2 separate regions of the Homo sapiens genome follow, and region 2 is linked to region 1. Evidence: chromatin loops called from intact Hi-C (ENCODE). Cell type or tissue: Calu3. All regions are shown on one strand. Links, peaks and the distances in the headings refer to the core of each region. The heading gives the core; the rest is flanking DNA. Region 1 has its middle 32 kb from the start of RPS24. Region 2 has its middle 45 kb from the start of LINC00856.

The links. Peaks named below come from ENCODE experiments on the same cell type or tissue, not always from the same donor. Only the 100,000 strongest peaks of a DNase experiment are listed, where the experiment ranks them.
Region 2: it touches region 1 in a loop (2.4-fold over the local background); 3 of 110 quality-filtered maps call a loop at or near these places.

Annotation. Positions count from the first base shown.
Region 1 is chr10:78,062,009-78,070,336 of GRCh38, reverse strand. It overlaps the pseudogene GNAI2P2. Among named protein-coding and RNA genes, the nearest start is that of RPS24, 32 kb to the right of the region's middle. In Calu3, for the core only: no CTCF peak of the experiment used is centred there; a DNase peak (open chromatin) is centred at 4,136.
Region 2 is chr10:78,199,839-78,208,166 of GRCh38, reverse strand. No RefSeq gene overlaps it. Among named protein-coding and RNA genes, the nearest start is that of LINC00856, 45 kb to the left of the region's middle. RefSeq lists an enhancer at 4,406-4,905. In Calu3, for the core only: no CTCF peak of the experiment used is centred there; a DNase peak (open chromatin) is centred at 3,896.

The DNA of each region.
Region 1 (8,328 bases), core at 171-8,170:
TAAGGCAGGAGAATCACTTGAACCTGGGAGGCAGAGGTTGCAGTGAGCCGAGATTGCGCCATCGCACTCCAGCCTGGGCAACAAGAACGAAATTCCGTCTCAAAAAAAAAAAAGGCGGGGAGGATACATATATGTAAAACCCTTAGTTGGCATGGTCTCTGGTCCACAGTTAGCTTGTAGTAGCATTATCCGTTGTACACCATCATATCCCAGTACAGCCGTGGTACCCAGGAAGCACTCAGTAAGTACTTGATGAACGAATGGATGTGACTCCATTTGGGTAAAGGCAGTAATCAGGTCCTTTTCTACTGGCAGGCTTATGAGAATGAAAGGAGATTCCCTGCGTAAAATGTTGAGCACAGTGCCTGGCATGTGGGAGATGCTCAGAGCAGGGTATTATTAGACTCCTGAGTTTGTGGACGTGGGTCTCCCACAGCACTCTGTCTTCTTCATGGGCTCCCAATGACTTGACTTCAAATGGAAACCCACCAGCCAATGGCTGTTTCGTGGTCCTCCCCAAAAGCACAGTCTCCCGGCTCAGAGCCTTCAGAGGCAGCTGCCCACTCTGAAAAGATCAGAGCACGAGACACTGAGCCCGGGAAGCCATGCTCCAGGTTCTGCCCTCCCGCTGATGGTCTGGAGTGAAGCAAATGTCCTCAGCTAGCCCCTGGTCCAGGCAGATGTGTTAAAGCATCTTTGTCTTAGGTGCAGCTCTAGGAAGTAGGAAGCCATGGTTGTACCACACGCTCTCCCTTGATTAGACTAGAGATAGATACCTGCCCTAAGGACCTCAAAGCAGATCATCCAAGAGGATGGTTACTCAGAGGAGGAAGGTTGGCTGTGCAGGGCAGTCATCTACAGCCACACCCTCCAGGCCATCATGGCCATCGTCAAGGCCACAGGCAACCTACAGACTGACTTTGCCAACCCCTTCCATACGGATGATGCCAGGCAACAGTTTGCAATGTCTTACACAGTTGTGGGCCAGGGTGCACTCCCTGAGGACCTGTCCAGATGCCACCTGCAAACTGAAGCTGTCCAGCGTCATCCGGAATCTCTGGGCTGCCCATTGGATTTGCTCCATGGGATGCCTGTTTCATCCTGCTTTGGTTACCCACAGGACACCAGCTCCACAGTTTAGCCGCCTTCCACCTGAACGACCTGGAGCCACAGGACACAGAGTGACCATGCCCCCACACAGAAGGTGGAGCTGCAGAGCTGCTTAAAGACGCCCTTCACCTCCAGGGACCTACTCTCTTCAAGATGGCTGATGTGGCAGTCAGCAGTCTGGGCAGCAGTGGACCCACTGCTTTGAGGGCATCACAGCCACCATCTTCTGTGCAGGCTTGAGCATCTGTGGCCTGAGCTGAGGACAAGCTGAATCACACACACCAGAACATGAAGCTGTTTGGCAGCATCTATGTCAAGTGGTCATGGAAACGTCTGTCATCCTCTTCATCAAGAAGAAGGACCTAGGTGAGGAGAAGATCACACGCAGCCCCCACCATCTGCTTCCACAAGTACACAGGGGTCAGCAAGTCTGACGAGGCTGCCAGCTACATCAGAGTAAGTGAGAGGGCCTGAATAGCGCAAGAACACCAGGGAGATCCATGCACAAGTCACCTATGCTGTCACCGACATGAAAAACAGAATGTGCAGAGCACGACTGACATCACCATCAAGAACAGCCAGAAGGGCTGGGTGTGGTGGCTTATGCCTATTATTCCAACACTGTGAGAGGCCGAGGCAGGAGGATATCTTGAAGCCAGGAGTTCAAAATTAGCCTGGACAACAGAGTGCAACCCCATCTCTACCAAAAAAGAAAAAAAAGCCAGGCACAGTGGCATGCACCTGTAGTCCCAGCTACTCGGGACTAGGATCCTGAGGCAGGAGGATCGCTTGAGCCCAGGAGTTAGAGGCTGCAGCGAGCTATGATCACACCACTGCACTCCAGCCTGGATGACAGAGCAAGACCCTGTCTCAAAATAAAAAATCATAGCCAGAAGAACTGTGGCCTCTTCTGAGGGGTGGTGAGGCTGGCAGGATGGGCCAACTCTGTGCCCCCAGCCCTGAGGGTGATGGGGTCAAGAAGACCATCCTCCTTCTGTCTGTCCCCCTGGCCACTTTTCCCCTTTTCCTGTCTCTGTTCTTGGCTTCCCCTGTCCCCTCCCTCAGCTCCAGAGATGGGAGGGGTTACCACAGGGCTCCCTGTTTGAAGCCTGCCCTTGTTCTAGGTGCCTGGAATGGCCACAGTACCCGCTTCCTAGGCATCTATTCTAGTTTTTAAACATTGCCTTGCTCTGTGATGGGGAGGGGAACACATGCTGAGTCTCCCAATGCCTGTGTCTGGAGGGGCACTCACTTGTCCAGCCTGGGCACCCACTGACCAGCATCCACCCACCCCCTTCCAATGATTCTGAGCCTTGAGTGTGTCTGTGGGTTGATACCACCCTTCCCCTGGGGACACCACCCCTGCCCTGCCTTCCACAGAGCTAGGTTCCCAGGGCTGCTCCAGACAACTGCCAATGTCACCATTAGGCCCACCCCTGCCCTGGCCCAGTCCCCATTAACCTAAATGCAGCTCCTCAGCGCTAACCCGGGAGCCACTGCTACCTCCTGCCTCCACACTCTCACTCCAGGCCCAGGCTTTCAGCACTGGGCACATCCTTGCTTTTTTTGCATGTTTTATGGAATTCTTCATCTAGTTTAAAATTACAAAATGTAGAAAGAAAAAACATAATGTAGGTAAGATGGTGATGGCATTTAGGGTTGTGTGTGGTCACAGCCACAAGAGGCCCTCTAGAAAACCAAGCTACCTGCAAACTGAAGCTGGAGGGGGCACACAGAGCAGAGAAGTCAAAGCAAGCAGGGGAAGCCTGGCTCAAATTGGAAAATGGGGCAGAGGCTCAGAAATAGGCAAAGAGCTAAGCCACGCAGCCCAAGAGAGAGCAGCTGCTCCCTCTCTGGGGCTTCCAAGATCCAGTTCCCACCAGCCGCTGGCCTCACTTTCCATCTAGAGATCCATCCCTGTCCCACTCCAATAACCATGCCCTGCCCGGGCCCCCCCACATGCAACCCTCGTGCCTGAGCTGGCTCCAAGGGGTTGTGTTCCACAAAATTCCGCCCACAACAATGGAACGGCACTTCCCGTGGGGCATCCCGAAGGAGCAGTGGGGCATCTTCTGGGCCCTGGGTACCAGCTATGACTCCACACTGTCTGAATGTTCTTCCCAAGGGGCCAACCCCCACATGCCTGCAAAGATTTCCCCAAATTCTTGTGGGAGTCTGCAGATGAGGCCACCACAGAACCCAGGACACCACGGCTCAGCTGCCTTTGAAGATGAGAAGAGATGTGTAAAATATTCCCAGAGCCACTGCCCTTCACTGAGGAATTTTCAGCCCAGCCATGGCATAAAGAATTGTTTGTTTTGGTCGCCTGGAACTGAAAGAGTCTCCTCAACCAAATAAAAATATAACCTTTCAAGGCCAATCTAGCATTAGCCAAGCAGGTCATTTGGAGACAGAAGACTGGGGTTTAAATTCCGGCTCTGCTACTGCCTAACCCTGTGACCTCAGGAAAATTTCCTAACCTCTCTGTTGCTCAAATTTCTCCACTCCCATGGAGATAGGATCTGATGGGTATGGTTTGGAAAGGACTTAGTAAAATAATGCATCTCACGTAAAATATTGAACTAGGTTATCCATCTGCCTGCCTTTCTTTCATTGTAAGTAACCAACAACAAGTAGGCACTAAATAAATGTGTTGTGATGGGGTGGGTGGGGGTGAGCTGGTTGGTTTGTTGTTTGGTTTTAAGAAACTCATTTGTGGTGGGGGGAATTCCACCAGAATGAGAAAAAATCAGGTAGAAGTGTGAATAGTGTTTTATTTTTTCACAGGAGCTGATCTTTTCCCAACACTTTCACAAATTATGTGTTTGCTCATAACAAACACTCTGGGGGAGGCAGAACTGCAATCCCAACTCACAGAAAAAGCATCTGACTCCCGCCTGCCCTTCCCGCCTCTCACTGGGATGATATGACTCCCCTTTGCAGAGACACCAGGAGGGAGCCCCGCTCGGGTGTACCAGTTGTTCCTGTCCTGGGCACTCCCTTTCCTAGCTTCAGGGCCATAAGGAAGTCCCAAGCCTTGGAGCTGCTTCCTTTTGTCACTGGGTGGTGGGAGGGGCCCCTGGAATAGGTCCAGGATTATTAGCACGACCTGACTCTTAGATCTCAGAAAGCCAGGAGGGCTGCCTCTGCCCAGTGAAACAACAGATCACTTCTGCCAACCCCAGAGCCACTCTTGATGGACACAGTTCAGAGCCTTCCTCTCCTGGGGGGCACCTCACCCTCTCTGTATCACACAATATGTCCCAGAACTATACCCCATAGTCTGATGCACTGCAGTTTGTTCCTGTAGGTGGGCCTGCCACCACACGCAGATTAAAAGCATCCAGGAATTAAGAAGCACCCCTCCCCCTCTGCAGGTGGCTGGCTGTGCTGCCCACTGCCATTAAACACACACATCACAGAGCCTGCTCACAGCTCCCACTAAACCACAAACCCCTTGAGAAAAGGAGCTGTATCTTCTTCATTCTGCTATCCTCCAATTCCCAGTGCAGCCTCTGCCAGAGTGAAAGAATGAAGAAATCAATGAACGGTTTCCTTATAGCATGTTCCCCTCCAGAATTGCTTGGCTCTAGTTATCAAGAAAATGCATTTAGGGGCCGGACGCGGTGGCTTACACCTGTAATCCCAGCACTTTGGGAGGCCGAGGTGGGCAGATCACAAGGTCAGGAGATCAAGACCATCCTGGCTAACACAGTGAAACCACGTCTCTACTAAAAAAAAATAAAAAATAAAAATACAAAAAATTAGCCGCATGTGCAGTTAGAATGGTGATCATTAAAAAGTCAGGAAACAACAGGTGCTGGAGAGGATGTGGAGAAATAGGAACACTTTTACACTGTTGGTGGGACTGTAAACTAGTTCAACCATTGTGGAAGTCAGTGTGGCGATTCCTCAGGGATCTAGAACTAGAAATACCATTTGACCCAGCCATCCCATTACTGGGTATATACCCAAAGGATTATAAATCATGCTGCTATAAAGACACATGCACACGTATGTTTATTGTGGCACTATTCACAATAGCAAAGACTTGGAACCAAGCCAAATGTCCAACAATGATAGACTAGATTAAGAAAATGTGGCACATATATACCATGGAATACTATGCAACCATAAAAAATGATGAGTTCATGTCCTTTGTAGGGACATGGATGAAGCTGGAAACCATCACTCTCAGCAAACTATCACAAGGACAAAAAACCAAACACCGCATGTTCTCACTCATAGATGGGAATTGAACAATGAGAACACATGGACACAGGAAGGGGAACATCACACACCAGGGCCTGTTGTGGGGTGGGGGGAGGGGGGAGGGATAGCATTAGGAGATATACCTAATGCTAAATGACGAGTTAATGGGTGCAGCACACCAACATGACACATGTATACATATGTAACTAACCTGCATGTTGTGCACATATACCCTAAAACTTAAAGTATAATAAAAAAAAAACCCACCAAAAAAAAAAATTAGCCAGATGTGGTGGCAGGCACCTGTAGTCCCAGCTACTCAGGAGGCTGAGGCAGGAGAATGGCATGAACCCAGGAGGCAGAGTGTGCAGTGAGCCGAGATCGTGCCACTGCACTCCAGCCTGGGCGACAGAGCGATACTCTATCTCAACAAAAAAAAAAAAGGAAAAGAAAATGCATTTAGGCCGGGAACTGTGGCTCACACCTGTAGTCCCAGCACTTTGGGAGGCAGAGGCGGGTGGATTGCTTGAGCTCAGGAGTTCAAGACCAGCCTGGGCAACATGGCAAAACCCTGTTTCTGCCAAAAAATAAAAAAATTAGCCCGGTATAGTGGTACATGCCTGTAGTCCCAGCTACTCAGGAGTCTGAGGTGGGAGGATCACTTGAGCTGGGGAGGTCAAGGCTGCAGCAAGCCATGATCACACTACCACACTCCAGCCTGGGAGACAGAGCAAGACCCTGTCTCAAAAAAAAAGAAAATGCATTCTGTGAGTTCTCGCCAGTTGCCTGGAAGAGCCAGGAGCCTAGGTACGTGCTTTGGACCAGGGATCCCATCAAACTGGGATGGAGCACACCCACCACGGATCACGTATCTGTGAATGTCCCGGGGTCACTAGGCAGAGACACTCCGCTTCTTCTGAGCCCAGGAACAGATTCTCAGCTGGGACACTGGCTCCCTGCCAATCTCTCTCAACCCACACACACCAAGGAAGAAGGCTACCAACTGACCTCACCTAGGGGATCCCAATTCTCTAGGACAGTTGAGTAGTGGCCAGGAGTTTTGGGGAGCTGGCCAGGCAGGAACTCATAAAGATACCTCAGGGTCCACACAACACAGGTCCTTTTCCTGAAAACCATCCTGCCATGTGTAAAATGTCAATGCCAACGGAGATGGATCCAACTGAACTGCCTATTCAAGGGACCAGATGAAATCTGTGGGCCAAATTCTGCAGCAAACTCAAGGATTAAGAAAGCAAAGGGAAGTCAAAGATCGAGGAGATTAAGAATTCAGACCAAAAGCGGAGCCTAGAGGAAGGATCAGGGTGAGGGCAGAGGGGCTGGCCTTGGGGTAGCTGTCTTACCCCAAATGGTCCCTCCAGGCCACCTCCCACAGGGGAGACTTCACCATCCTCACCTACTGGCAACATGGCATCCAAGTGAGAAGATACCATGTGGTCAGCCACCCCACCCCATCTTTAACTCTGTGGTGGGGTGAACAGCAGGGGTGAAGGTTTACTGCAGAGGAGTCGACCACAACTTGCCCATGGATGATTGAAAGGAGGGAGGTGCTAGGAACAGAGTCAGGAAACCAGCTTATCTTTTCCCACTCCCCACCCTGCACTTTAGACCCCAGGAACATGGAACTGCTCCAAGTTCTCAGCACATGCTAGTCCATGCCTCCACGCCTTTGTTCTTGCTGTTTCCTTTCCCTGCAATGCCTTCCTATTTCTTACTTTGCTACTTATTGCAATTCAAGACTGAGCCCAGAGATCATCCCTCCCGGAAGCCATTCCTGTGTGCCCAGGAAAGGTGGCATATTCATGCCTTGTGCTTACCTTAGCTCTTCCCATTTCATACTGAGGACCTCTTCTTGGGTCAATGGCTACCACTATGCCAAGAGTTCTTTGAGGGCAACAACCATTTTTGGTTGTCCCTGTATCCCCAGCACCTATCACAGGACTTGGTGTACAGTAGCTGCTCAATTGAATGCTTGTGGGGCAAATTCTTACTGTAGAGAAAACACTGGCCTGGATTGTGGGAGACGGAAGGGAAGGAAAGATGATGAGGGTGGGTCTGAGCAGACTGAAAGTGGTGGGATAGCTAAGAGGACTCCTGCAGAGAAAGCTCAGGGCTGGTGGAGGAGGCTTGGGGGTCTCCTGCACAGAGGGGATAATTAGAGGCATGGGAGCAATTTGGGTTGGGAGGTGACTTAGGGATAGGAGTGAAGGGGAAAAGCAGGAAGACCCTCATGATGTTTCTAAAATTTTTCTAGTCCTAAACAAACTCTCAGTCTAAATGTGTGCAACAGGATCTCAAATGGGATTTTTTTTTTTTTTTTTTTTTTTTTTTACTGTTGCCCCAAGACACTGGAAACAAAACTAAGGGCAAAGACGTGCTCACTATCACACATCTAAAGAGACCCACCAGCAGCAGACATGTCCCCAAGGTCTTCATCAAAAAGAAACACAACCAGCCCCTCTAACACCAGGCTCCACCCCAAACCACCAACACACACCATCTATAGGAAAGACTGGGGAGGGAAGAGAAAGAAGAGGATGGTGGGGGAAGTGGTCACGTAGAGAGCCGTCATTGTGATGAGAGGAGCTCCAAGAGAATCCCTCATAGAAATGGGGGTGCCCCAGGGAGGGGAACATCACACACCGGGGCCTGTCGGAAGGTAGGGGATAGGGGAGGGATATCATTAGCAGAAATACCTAATGTAGATGACAGGTTGATGGGTGCAGCAAACCACCATGGCACATGTATACCTATGTAACAAACTTGCACGTACTGCATATGTATCCCAGAACTTAAAGTATAATAAAAAAAGATAATATTTGCCTTTTCATATTCTTTTGGTTTTTGAATCATGTAAATATATTATTTATTCAAAAATTAAATATAAAAAGAGTCCCCAATCTTCCTTACCACAAAAAAAAGAAATGGGGGTGCCCGAAAGATGGAAGCTGGTGTTTCCCTCCCGAGCCGGGTGCCTGCCGACCTGCA
Region 2 (8,328 bases), core at 37-8,036, 140 kb before region 1:
CCCACAAACCTGGCTTTGAGTAGCACTGATGTCGGAGATCTATGTTATTACCACCATCGCCACCCCACCATTGCAGAGGAGGAAGCTGGGGCCCAGGGGGGCAGGAAGTAGGACAAACAGCATCAGCAGCACAACCTCCTGGGCCTTCCTCCCATGCCCACTCTGGGAGACCCATCCTTTCCCAAGACATTGCTGGCAGGCTCCAGACTCCCAGCAAGGAAGATGTGTGAGTCAGCCCATTTACCCAGTTTTTGTTCAATTAATTTCAAGAGGTATTAAAAAGGAAAACTTTCGTAAAGAAAGGAAAAGCCTGTTCATTTTCATGGCCAGCACTTGGAGAAACAGTTCTTCTGGAGCCTAGGCAATCGTTTGTAGAGTCTATTATAAAGGGAAACCTAAATCACATTTATGGCTCATACTGTAAGGCAAATGTAGGTATTAAAATTGTTCCTTTTAAATGATAAACACCCGCTGAAATGGTGCAATAGAGCTGCATCAGAGACTGTTTTCACCCAAAAGAAACTGACTCAGGAAAGGCAGTAAATAGGGAATTTGACTGCAGTCCCCATAACTGCTGTTTACTGTAAGGAGTGGGGAGGAGGGGCCATGGAGAAAAATTAGCGCGTGGAGACCATGTTTGTTTTTAGCCACTTTAGCAACTTAACTTTGCATGGCTCTGTCTTCTCCCAGATCTGAGTGCAACAATTTCTCCCCGAAAGGGACATGGCTCCTTGTGGGGTGGGTATTTTTGGTTTCTTCTAGCCTGGTTTCAGATAGCTGGGCTTTCGTTTTACTGTGCATATCACAATCGTTGTGGTTTTGCTTTTGAGAGAGAAGTAATAGAAAAAATAGTTAATCACCCATTCATAATCTCTTAAACATTATTTTTAAGCTGATAGTAGCAAAACAAAATGCAATCTTTCTAACATCTTCAAGCAATTACTTGTCATTTTTCTGGTTTTCATAATAAAAGGAAATTAGTTTGGGGGAGGTGGAGTGGGGGACAAACTCCTGACTTTGAGTTTTGGGAAGATGAAGAACAGACTTAGAGTAAATCCTACCCGGGTTTTCCTGATGAAAATGAAAGCAGGAGCCAAGCAAGGGCAAGGGGTGCAATTGGGGGATGGGGCTTCTCCTGGCCCTACCCCTGACAATATGATATAATTCAGAGCTGCCTCTGCCTGAAGAAATTTGGGGAACATACAGACCTCTCTCATCTACCCCAACAAAGCTCAATAAATGAAGAGTCACAGCCAGAGCCAAATTTAGGTCCTCTGAGCATCCGCCATGAGGGATGAATTCACCGTGAGGGGTGAATCTACGGATGGATGGATGGATGGGTGGGTGGATGGATGGATGGATGGATGGGTGGATGGGTGGATGGGTGGATGGGTGGATGGGTGGGTGGGTGGGTGGATGTGTGGATGGATGAGTGGGTAGATGGATGGGTGGGTGGGCGTATGGGTGGATGGGTGGGTGGGTGGGCATATGGGTGGATAGGTGGGTGGATGGGTGGATGGATGGATGAAAATAACCACTGTTTCTTGAGATTTCTTCCATGCTGAGTAAGACGTCTCAAAGTCTAAGTGTGGAAGAACCAGTTTGTTTCATTTCCAATCAGTTTATTTTCCAATTTGTTGGAAATGCTTTCATGAAATAAGCTAAAATGTCACCATCTTGTCAAGCTGCTGTACAAGTATTCTCACTCTCCATTTCTATTATGACCAGTCTGCGGATGGCACCAGTCCTGGGCCCCACTTGGAACAGAACTGTTCTCAGGCTGGCTGCTAGGCACATCACACACATTCATTCACCGTCTTGCAGTCACTCTCTCAGATGGGTGCTTTTATACCCACTTTCTGGATGGGAAACCTGAGGCTCAGGGAGAGTTTGTGAGTTGCCCAAATTCCAAAGCTGATGGCTATAGAGCTAAACTTTAAATTCAGATCTCTTGGGCTCCAAACCTGTATAGTTTCCTGATGCTGGGCTCTAGAACCAGTCTCAAAGGACATGTAGTGGAGGGATGCCCTCCCAGTTGGAACCTAGGGAGGGTTCCTCCAAGGCCTCGGGTCAGGAGCTAGGAGGGGAAGGAGATGCTTGGTGGAGGTCAGGCACCCAAAAAAACAGAAGCAGGAGTGCAGTGGGAGGTTCAGAGAGCCATGGGCCAAGCTAGAGCTGGGCAGGGAGAGGAGATGGAGGGAGCCTGGCCCTGTGGCTACTCTCTGGGGAAGCAGGGTGAGAAGCAGCCCTTGGCCCAGAGCAGAATGATGAGAAAAGTCGGCCACCCAGCTCTCTGCACCTTGATCTTCACTCTAGAGCCTGGGCTTCCCATTTTGTAGAGCAGTGACTGGCATTTTTTAAAAAATGTAAATCTGCCAGAAGACACTCCCATCAGGGTATTTCTTCCTTTAAAAGAGTTTAAGGGACTAGAGGGGTCAGAGCACTCTCATTTCCTGCTGAGCTGCTTCTGTGAAGCTTTGAACACCAAGGATGGAGGGCACAGGGCCGGATGTTCAGAGAGGCCCAGAATGAAAGGGAGGATCAGACAGGGCCATGCCAGCTGCCGTAGCTGGGCCTGGCCGTGCTCTCTGGGGCCGTGCTCTCTGGGGCAAGGCTCACTTGGAGGTACAGAGGCCTCAAACTAGGCCCACATACAGAATCAGGCCTGGGAAATGAGAGTTAACATCTCACTGTGTGTCCTAGGGACCACCTGCCCAGCTCTGTCGTTCAAGATTCTATAGGGAGAGGCTCCACAGATCCTGAGAGCAGGGCCTTCCACTCCCACTCCCACGCCCACCCACATCCTGACACCCAGGAAATTGCCCTGGTCTGAAAGTCCAGAAATCACTCCCATTGTCTCATCTTAGAGTAGTTCCATAGGCAGTGAGGCTGCTCTGCCAGGCTCTATGCTGTGGTTGGGGTGAGGCCCCTCAGACCAGGCCTGGTACTAGAGTAGGTGAGACACAGGTGCCTTAAGAGAGGAAAGCCAGTGTTACGGGTGCCCAGAGGACTCTAACCCAGCTGGAGAGAGGGATGGTCAGGGACGGCTTCCTGGAGGAAGGTGGAGTGGGGGAAGCAGGCCTACCTGAAGCTAGCCTTTCCTAGGGGAAGGAGGAAGGGTTGCATTTTAGGTACACACACACACACACACACACACACACACACACACACTACCACCACCACCACAACCACCACAACTTTGAATGAAAGTCTCCTTTTTCTTCTCCTGGTGAAGAGAAAAAGAATAATTTTCATAACTTTTTGGAGCTGTAGACTAAGCCCTTTACTTCCCAAGTAGGGAAACTGAGGCTCAGAGAGATGAGGTGCTGCACCCACGGTCACACAGCAAGCAGGGCGTGGGGCCAGAAGTCTCCCCGCCACTGTGATTCAAGTTGTGCCTCCCCAGCCAGGCATTACCACGCAGAAGGGAGAGAAAGGCCTCTGGAGGAAGTGGAGGCACGGCTCCCCCTCCCCTGGCTGTTCCCAGGAGAGAAGGAGCTGGGGGAGCAGCCAGTCCTGCGTGGTCCCCAGGGAGCATATTTGCCAAGTGAGACAGCAGGGAGGCAGAGCAGAAGCAGCAGTCACAATATTAAGGTCCCTCACGGTAAACAGGAGCTCTGTTGTTCCAACATCCCCTGCCACTCACCTGCCCCTCCCAGAACCACCCCTGGTGGGGAGAAGGGCTCTACCTCCTCCCACTGGGCTCTCCTTCCCCCTCCAGAAATCCCAGCACATACATAGCTCCCTCCTCAAGAGCTGGCAGCTCTGAGGCCTCAGAGGTGGGAGGGAGATGGGTGGGCAGACTGGCTGGACTTTGGCATTGGGCCCAGCCGCTCTACCCAGGATACCCCACTTCCTTATCTGCTCTGTAGCCTTGGGAGAGTTGGTGACCACAGCAACAATAATAACAATAATGACAGCAAACACTCACACAGGCCTTAGGGGAAGCTGGGCACCCATCCTAAGCAATCTCAGATGTGGATTCACATGATCTCCACTACAACCCGGCCAAGCAAAGGCTGACAACATCCCCACTGCACAGAGGAGGACACTGAGGCTCAGAGAGGGGAAGATACTTGCCCCAGGTCACAGAGCTGGGGAGTGGCAGAGCTGGGAATTGAACCCAGGCATTTCTCCTCTCTTAGCCTTGGCTGTGAGGCTGGGGAGGTAAAGAGCCTGATCCAGACACTCTACACCCTCCGGGGTACTGAGGCAGGGAGAGACAGTCACAGCTGTGCCAGGAACAGAGAGAAGTGGAGGGCCCGGATGGTGGGGCAGCCTGCAGATGGGACCCTGCAGAGGAAGGGCCTGGGCTGTAGGGCACCCAGAGGAAAGAGCGTGAATCCAGAGGGATTCTGAGACACAGGCCAGGTCAGGGGGCAAACAGGGGGTCTCCGATTCAGAGCGACAGCGAGAGGGCATTTCAGGCACAAGTGACAGCAAAGGCTTGGAGATGGAATGTTCCATCGCACAGAATGCTTTATCTTTGGATAAAGCATTATCCAAATGAGGGCCAGGTGCTAGGATGCCAGGATGGGGGCAATGACGCTGAAGAGGTAATGAAAGTACTGGCCATACTTCCAGAACATGCACAGGGCAGGTGCTGGACAGGTACTGGGTAACCGGCACAGCGTTACCCAGCCCTCATCACAGACTAGGGTGGAGAATGGATTCTCACCCATCTTTCAGGGAGAAGCTCCAAGCTCAGAGAGGTGAGTGCCTCGCCCCAGGCCAGCTGCAGAGCTGGTCAGGGTAGAGCAGGGTTTGGGTCCAGGCGATCAAGCCCCAGTCCTGCTCTCTCTTCCGCACTATCCCATCCCCACACCAAGGGCAGCACCGAAGAACATAGGTTGGAGAAGCAGAAACCGAGGTGCAGAGGAAAGGAAGGGGCGAGGACAAGGGCACAGCAACATGAGGCCACACCAGGACTCAGTCCCTGCTCCGGCCTCCCATCTTGGGAAAAGGGGTAGGGCTCCCTAGAGGCCCACTGTGGTCCATGTGCCAGTGTGAGGTGATGGGGAGGGTGCGGGGAGCAGGCCAGTCACAAGCAGCTGGGCCCACTGTTAATGTCATTCCTGGGGTGATGATGAGTGATGCAAAGACCCAGGCAGTGGCTTGAAAAGATGATCCCATCCCTGCAGAACTGCCCCTGTAGGGAGAGAAAGGGTCCCTGTCCCATGTCAAGCAGGGAAGCTGTATCATTCATTCAGCTGACATTGTCTGAGGCCCTGCTCTGAGCTGGCCCTGGGCCCACCAGCTATGCAGCCTTATCCAAGCTCTTCCCCTCTCTGGGCTTCATGAAAGGGCTGGACCAGATCCTCTCATTGATGCATACATATGTGCATTCTCTCCTTCCTTCATTCATTCACCAAGGGCAATATGGACCACAAAACCCAGGCCCTACTCTCAAGATACCCAAGGCTCCCTTTCAGCACCAAGAGTTCAGGTTTCCCAGTGCACTGAATACAGCCCAGCCTGCAGGTCCAGAGACAGAGACCTGGGTTTCTGTTCTGCCTGCCCTTGACTTCCCACATGACCTTGTTTTATTCTCACATTCCACAGACATTTACTGCACGCCTATTACGTGCCAGTCCTGGGCCCTGGGGCAAGCGTTAGTCCACAGAACAGTCACAGGTCCTGCCTTCCAAGAGCCTTCGCTGACTGGGGAGACAGACTACACAAAAAGAAACAAGTAGCCTCCCTGCTGAACCTCAGTTTCCCCAACCTTACAGTGAAATAATGTCAGGTGGGGCTGATGAAGCATGTACTATGTGGCAGAACAAGATGACACCAGCAGCCAGTGACCCTCTATGCCTCTAACTTGATGTGGAACCTCAGGAAAGACCCTTCACTCCTCTGGACTGCGGTTTTCTTATCTGGCAAAATGCGCATGTTGCATTTCTGTATCCAGCTAAAAAATATGTCATCTATTCTTCATCACCTAAAAGCAAACATGGATTTGAGTACAGGAGGTCTGAACCCTGCCCACAAACTCTTTCATTGATCCCTCCAGTCTCATCTCAGCTGCTCATCTGTGATCCCCAAATCTGAGCCCTCACTACTCCCTCTGATCACTCCTGCCTCTGGACGTTCATGCATGCTGGTTTTCCCAGCCGGAATGCCCGTCCTTCAGCTCTTTTCTCTGCCTGGGTGATCCTTTAAGGTCCAGCTCCGAGGCAACCTCCTCAGTTAACTTTCCCAGCTCCCACTTTACCCCAGACAGAAAGAGATTCCTCCCTGGTGGTTGGTCAATTTGTTTTCGCTTATTTTGAAATAAAAGTTTTAAAAATGCCTATGATAAAAATTTTGAACTGTTCATAAAGATGTAAAATAAAAAGATCTCTCCTTCCAAACCTCTCTCAATAACAAAACTATCTCCTGCTAATATTTTGTGTTCTTCCAGAATATAAAGACATATATGTGCATATACAGTAATAATAACAGCCAAAGAGGTCTTATTCTGGCCCCAGCTCTTTTCATGCTCTCTCTATATATTAATGCATGAGATATCACAGCAACTCTATGATGAGACGCTATTATTAGTTCCAGTTTACAGCCTAGGTAATGACTCCCAGAGAGGTTAAGTGACTTGCCCAAGTCACACAGTGGGTAAGTGGCAGAGCCAGCGTTCACATCAACCCATGCTTTCACTTGTCTTTTATACACAAAATGTGTTCATACACACTGCTCTGCTCCTTGCTTTATTTTGCTGAAAATGCATCTCTGAATCTCTCCATATCAGCACATATCTCCATATCTGCCCCATTCTCTCCTAGAGCCGTTGGCATGGAAGCACCATGTCTCACATACTTACGCCCTTCTGATGGACATTTTGGGGTTTCTAGTTGCTGCTGCAAACAATTTTGTAACCCTCAGGCTTGCATCTGTATCCTGATGCACTTCTGCAAACTCATCTGTGGAATGTGGCCCTGGAATACCTGGGCCAAAGAGCATGAAATTTTCAAGTTTTGATAGATGTCGGGGGTGGGGGGCAGGTTTGCATTCTCACCAAGGCTGATGTGCCCATGGTGTGCGTACCCACTTCTAGGATGCCCAGGTTGGGTGTTGGCCCATCAGGGTCCCCTCCCCAAGCTGAGCTCACTCATGGAGGAGCTAGCACTTGTTCTCCTCCAGAACACATGGATGGAGCTGTGGAAGTGTTTGAAGGAAGATGAGGACCTTTTAAGGAGAACCATCTGGAGTCAGTTTCATGCAACAAATGGCAAGAATTTTTTTGGCACCTACTATATGCCCAGTTTTGGTATATAGGAGGCAGAGATCAACCAGTGTTCCCAAACTCAAGTGCCTGCTGGGGCCAGGCAGGTGGCACAGAGGAGAATAATATGGGCTACGTGAAGGGAGGCTGGGAGGGTGCCACAGCTCTGTGCCAGCCAAGAGCTGCCAGGCAAGAACGCGGGGTGGGGAGCCAAATCTGACCATTTTTCCAGAATGCCAGAAATCTGGATATTTAGGTGAATTTATCCTGACCACAGCCGAACACCTGGCACTTGAGGACTCCATAGTTATTAAATGAATAAAAGAAAGAATAAATAATTCCAGGCTGGGCAGGGTGGCCCATGCTTGTAACCCCAGTGCTTTGGAGGCTAAGGCAGGAGCATCACTTGAGGCCAGGAGTTCAAGACCAGCATGGGCAATATAGTGAAGTGACCCTGTCCATACAAAAATAAACAAATAAAATTAGCCAGGCATAGTGGTGCGCACCTCTAGCTCCCAGGTACTAGGGAGGCTGAGGCAAGAGGATCACTTGAGCCCAAGAGTCCAAGGCTACAGTGAGCTATGATAAGACCGCTGCACTCCAGCCTGGGCAACAGACTAAGACTCTGTCTCTTAAAAAAAAAATAAGTGAATTCAAAAAATCAACCTCAAAATATGGAGGAATATTCATCTTGTTTCCCCATCCTACCTTCAGTAACCTTCAAAAAAGCAAGGATCATACCTTACTCCAAATATGTGTCAATTATCCAAAATTACTTAACTGTAAGTATGTGTGATTAGTCTCCATGGTTCCATATTGCGGGTGATCAAGACTGATATGCACCACGGTGCCATGCCCAGGTTTGGACAGTGGGTTTGCTGATCCTTCCTCAAGCATCACCACCCCAGGAGACCTGGGGCAGAACAAAGAGTGCCTTCAAGGTTTACCTTCCAAAGGTGCAGCAAGAAGCCCTTGAGGCTGAGAGCCCAAGAGCAGGCAGGAGCTGGACAAGCTGGGGCAGAGAGAGGGCAGTGACAATTTGGACACACTCCAAGAGGAAATCACCTGGGCTGGGAGCAGGAGCACCCAGGGAGCCTGGAGCTCAGCCTCCA